2 separate regions of the Homo sapiens genome follow, and region 1 is linked to region 2. The links are chromatin loops, found by intact Hi-C in ENCODE. Cell type or tissue: chondrocyte. All regions are shown on one strand. Each heading gives the region's core, and the rest is flanking DNA. Links, peaks and the distances in the headings are about the cores only.

What was found. Hi-C counts contacts between places; a loop is a spot of excess contacts. Peaks named below come from ENCODE experiments on the same cell type or tissue, not always from the same donor. Only the 100,000 strongest peaks of a DNase experiment are listed, where the experiment ranks them.
Region 1: a loop joins it to region 2, with 4 times the contacts of the local background. A loop is called at or near these places in 8 of 110 quality-filtered maps.

What each region holds. Positions count from the first base shown.
Region 1 is chr3:9,422,123-9,425,044 of GRCh38, forward strand. It overlaps SETD5 (SET domain containing 5), which reads left to right. Exons shown (of 23, transcript NM_001080517.3): 2 at 2,345-2,404. Among named protein-coding and RNA genes, the nearest start is that of SETD5, 26 kb to the left of the region's middle. In chondrocyte, for the core only: CTCF peaks have their summits at 1,199 and 1,422; no DNase peak of the experiment used is centred there.
Region 2 is chr3:8,969,897-8,972,818 of GRCh38, forward strand. No RefSeq gene overlaps it. Among named protein-coding and RNA genes, the nearest start is that of RAD18, 7.9 kb to the left of the region's middle. RefSeq lists a silencer at 1,109-1,403. In chondrocyte, for the core only: a CTCF peak has its summit at 1,269 (motif pointing right); no DNase peak of the experiment used is centred there.

The DNA.
Region 1 (2,922 bases), core at 141-2,640, 450 kb after region 2:
AGGATTCTAGGGAAGATTATTAAATTGAGGATATTTTTAAGTTAGATTCTAAATTAGTAAATCGTGGCTAATAAGATGAAAATAATCTGATCCTTTAGTAAGATCTGAAGTAATATTGTTGCCCTGCAAAAAAGTGGTTGTTATCAGCATACCTTATATGTCAGCCTAAGCAAGATTAGATTTTCTCTTTTCTCTGATAGATGCCAATATTTAACATTGACTTTTATCTACTTTCAAAAATATCTATGAAATATACTTTCTGTCTCTGAATTAGAGTGTATGTATATTTGTGTTTACTTGAAATGTTATAGCTGGATGATAGATTTCAGAGCAGTTTTTATGCTTAGGGAAGCCACTGCCTCCCAAAAAGGTTTTCTTATGAGAATGAGGAAAATAAGTATAAATTTTCATATTTATGTTATTACTATTGATGTGCTTGGATAATTGTATTTATAAAAGTAAAAAATGTTCAGTATTTTATCTGAAATTTAATAATGGATATTGTACAGCCTAAGGAATTAAAAGAAAAAGGACCCTTTGAGAAAATGGCTTGTTCTTATGTATCTTAATATATACTGTGTTCACTTTATGTTTTGTCAGACACTGAAATTGAGGAAGAGAGATTTTGGCGTTCTGTTGGTTTATGGAGAGAGTTGATCAGAGATTGCTCCTTGGCTGAGTTGCTGTCTGCATAGGCTGTTAACAATTGTTTCTCTGGCAGCAGATCTTGTTCATCAGGATTGCATCATTTCTGGGAGAATGGCCAAGGTCCACAGCCTCAATACAAAGACTGTCTGAAGCATATGAGGCCTGTTCTCTTTCTGAAGCGGCACTCCTCTTCCTGCCAGTCCTCTTCACAGGATTACTGAAGCAGACTTGTTCTGAATTTCTTTCGTTGGATTGGTTGTTTATTGGACTTTTGTCTGCCAGCTGCTTCCGCCTCACCTGTCTGATGCAATTTCTTCTTCTGAAATCTGTTGGAATTGTTCATAAAACACTTTTTGTTTGTCTTCTCTGTGAGTGACCAGGGAGATCATACAGGTCTTGTGCTTTCAGCAAGTCATATAGAGAAGAGACTGTCAGAATGATGATACAGAGACTGTTGGCCATTTCTGAAACCAATTAAAAAGATGGGGTAATTAAGAAACATTTCTGGCATGTTCTATTTAACATCCTTTTCCCTAGAAACTGTATGTAAATGGCACCTCCTAAAGAGAGTACTCGGTACTACTGGAAGATACAGGCTGTGTCTGTTTCTGAATCCAAGAACTTACTAGTGTTCCTGTGGATTCTGATGGATTGTTCTGGAAATAGTTAAATTAATAATAAATTGAAACTGTGATGCATTCATTTACCCCCTACTGTACACTCACATCTATTTCGCTGTTTTCCTCCTTTCCTTTTTTTCTTTCTTATTTGCTATTGCTTCTTCCTTGATTTACTTTATTTCTTCCTTCCTTTTACTGTTACTTTGATACTTTTATTTCTCTAATTCTGGGTGTACTATTTTAAATCGTTTCTAAAAAATAGTTTATTTTCCAGTTTTTTAAAATTAGAAATCATAAAACATCAACATAAATGAAATGCATGCGTTCTAATGCTTGGTAACTGGAATCCTATGAATAGCTCTTTTCATGTTTATGATATGTTAATCTTTAAGGTGTTAATAACTCTGGCTAGCGTTAAATTTGACTTTTAGGAAAAAACACCAGAGACTTAAAGGATACTGATCATTTTCCCTTCCTTTTTGGAAGGTAGAAAATTAATTTAAGCGCCATTTTTTAAGCATGTTTCCATTTGACCGCAAATAGAACTGACTCCTTTTTATCACTCTTTTTTATAGTAGGACAAGAAACTAGATGGTGTGGAATGAAGGGAAAGAAAGGAGTAATAAATATGGACTTGTAATTTAATGGGTGATGATGGCCCCTTGTCTGGCTGGACAGTTGTCGGACATCGGGTTAAAGAAAGAACTCTGAATTTGAGAAGTGTTCAGTGAAGAAGGGAAGCACCTTTTAGGAGAGAGAAAAAGAAGGGATCCCTTGGAAAATGAGATAATTCTAATTTGAAGGAAGAGGAAAAATTAGCCAGTGACATAAGTATTTACCATTTAAGTCAAATAATTTCCTTCTCTACCATCTCGTTTCTGGCTTTATGGAAAAATAAAAAATTAAAGGGCAAAAAATTCAGTGCCGGATGGACGTAGGGTGGTAAACGAGATAGTATAGATGTAGGATGATAAACAAGACAGTATACAGAAACATAATATAGCTGTAGAATTCCATTCTGTGTGTTCATCAATGTTATTTCTTTCTGTACTAATTTTTGTCTCAACTTTTTCTAGGTCTTCAGAACTACTAGCAGATAATTTGGGGGGACTTCATATTCAGAAGTCTATATAAAGGTGACTGACCCAAGTAAATCCTTTTAATTTCTGTTTTATTTTTTGCATTTTAATGACTGCTGGAATCATGTTGTAGTAAATTGTGATTATAATTTACTTAGCAGATATTTCTGGAACTTCTCTACGTGTCAGTTATTGTTTTGGCCATTGAAACTACAGCAGTGGATAAAAATCCCTGTTCTCATAGAGTTTATATTCTGGTAGGAAAAAACAAACAAATTATAATAAGAAAATACTGCATTTAGATGATCTGTTAAATGTTCCTCGGTTAACATTTTAATAGCTACATTTTACAGAGTTACTTAGGGAAGGAACTATTCTTAGGGTAATATTTGAGAAATTTGGGATTATTAACAGAATTTGAATTAAGAAGCCTCATCATTATTAAAGCATTAGTTAGAATGAGATGGTCAAGCTAACCTATTATGGTTGCTTTCATCAGAAGAATGAAACAGTCATGTTAAACTAGACACAAGGAAAATGGAATAATTTTTATGAAATAGAAATTTATAGTTACC
Region 2 (2,922 bases), core at 214-2,713:
CTCTTGTGGATAAGTATTCAATTAGTAGCTAAAACATATAGAGGAAATGATAAAATTAGAAACTCACCATTTTGCAGATTCTAATGAAATATTATTGTTTCAAGCAATGATCACCAATGGGTGATAAAACAGTTCTGAGAGTGGTTCTTGGGGAACTGGATATGTATCAGGTCCCCAAATTATCAGGCCAACAAGTTCACTTGTTACTCACAGAGAAAGATGAGGATGAACCCACCTGAACTTATTCATCAAGTTTTTTGATCCTAAAAGTGGGCACCAAGCAGTGGGTACCTCCTGATGTGATGTAATATGAAGTGCACGTCACCTAGGAAGTGTACTCTCCAAAAATGGTGAAACTGAATCTAATCAAAGGTGTAGATCCAACTTGCCATTTAAAAGACATACAGAGTAGGATCAGGCAGGGTGGCTCACGCCTGTAATCTCAGCACTTTGGAAGGCCAAGTATGATCCCAGGAGTTTGAGACCAGCCTGGGCAACGTAGTGAGATTCAGCCCCCACCCCAGTCTCTACCAAAAGAAAAAAAAAAAATACAAAAAATTAATCAGGGATGGTGGTGCACACCTGTAGTCCTGGCTACTCAGGAGGCTGAGGTGGGAAAATCATCTAAGTCCAGAAAGGCAAGGTTGCATTGAGCCGTGATTGCACCACTGCACTCCAGCCTGGGCGATGGAATGACACCCTATCTCAAAAAAATAAATAGAATAAAATAAAAAAACATACAGGGGAGGACAGCAACCAGTGAACTGACAACTCAAGGAAGCAGTCAGGCAAATGCTGGTTGTGGGGCATTTCACCAGAAAACAAGCTCAGCCAGTCATGACGGGGCATACTCTAGAAAAATTAAGAGACAATACTCATTAGACGGGATGCTGATTTGAACAAAGCAACTTTTAAATGACATTTTTGGAACAATCAAGGAAAATGGAATATGGATTAGGTAACATGTTATTGAGAAATTGTCATTAGTTTTATTCAGTGTGATCATGAGATTGTCATCATTATGCAGGAAAATGTCATTTTTAGAGACATATACTGATATGTTTCAGGGTAAAATGTCATGGTGTTAGCGATTTTTTTGAAATTCAAAAACAGAGGTAAAGCAAACTCATAAAAATGTGAATAATTTTTAAAACTAGATGATAGACATAATGGGTTAACTGTGCTATTCTCTGCATTCTGTAAATCTGAAAATTTTGATAACAAAAATTAGAGGCTGCTTACCCTGCCTGCCATCTTACAAATGACCACATGAGGGCAGCAGAGTATCAGGCTGGATGTGGGCTCGCGCTTTGAGAGGGAAATGCAGATAGGCGATCATCCCACTCATGCGTAATTTATTTACTTCTCATCTTTTCTTCTAACCCATCATTTAGTAAGCACTATGTGCAGGGGCCTGTGCTGGGCCTATAGGGGACAAAATGTCGAATTCACCCGATCTGGGATCCTGCAGCCACATATATTATGTCTGTATCTGGAGGCCAAGGAAGGGATGGTGACCAGGAACCTCTGTCCTGCTGGGTCTACCAGAAACACAGGTATCTCTGTGTTTGGCATCACTGGAAATGGAGACCTTGGCCAGACATGTTGGAAACAAAGAAATTAATGTGGGGAATGGAGGTAGCTGGCCACTCATGTTGTGTGAGTTGATCTGCATGCATTGGGGTTTACCACTTACTACTGTGATCTTGGGAAAATTACTTTACCTCTCTGAACCTCACAGGACTAATAATAGTTTATATCTTATAGCTGTCTGTTGCAAGAGAATGAGACTGTCTATGAAAAATTGCTTAAAACAGTGCCTAGCACATAGTAAGTGCTCAAGATGAACATATTTACCTGTCTATATGGAGAAAATGGTGAATGCAGCTTTGGGACTGGGGCACTGGAATCAAGACTCTCCAAAAGGCAAGATCACAACTATAGCAGCTACATTTATTGGGGGTTTCTCTGTGTCAGATGCTGTCCCAACAGCAAGCCTACAAGGCAGGGCTGTTACTGTCCCTACTTTAGAAATGAGAACTGAAGTGTTCACTTTCCCGAGGTCTTTCAGTGAGAAAGGAGGGAAGCTGGGATTTAAACCCAGGCAGCCTAGCCTTGGAGTCCTCATTCATATCCACCAGGGTGGCTGTACTCCTTTTTGGGGATGGGTGCTGTGGAAAGACAAAGCATTTACCTGGAGACAGGGGTGTGATCCTGCAGTCGACAGGGGCCTGTGGACCTGGGGAAGGGATGCGAGAATGTCCATGCTATGAATGTGTTTCTCAAGAGTGTCCTCTGGAGACTGGAGCTCTTGATAAGCTCTCTGGGCTTTGCCTGCTCAGCATCTTTGTTCTTTCTTTCAAGAGGCAGGATCGCACTCTGTTGCCCAGACTAGAGGGCAGTGGTGTGATCACAGCTCACTGCAGCCTCAAACTCCTGGGCTCAAGTGAGATCCTCCTACCTCAGCCTCCCAAGTAGCAGGAATTACAGGCTCACGCCACCATGCCTGCCTCATTGTGTGTGTGTGTGTGTGTGTGTGTGTGTGTGTGTGTGTGTGTGTGTGTGTGTGTCTGTAGTGACAGAGTCTCACTATGTTACCCAGGTTGGTCTCAAACTCCTACCCTCAAGTGAACCTCCCTCCCTACCTCCCAAAGTGCTGGGATTACAGGATTGAGCCACCACACCTGGCCCCAGCATCATCCTTCCAATAATAGAACTCATCTATTCATTTTGGGAAACAGCCCTTAATCTACTCTCAACCATGTGGTCAGGCAAGGCTAATCCCAAATCTAGCTCAAGACTGGGCAAGTAGCCAGATCTGGTCAATGACAGTAAGACCCACCCTCCACTGAGTGATTGGTTCATGGTAAGCATGTGACTCAAGCTAGGCCAATCAGAGGCAATCCTGGGACTCTGACTCAT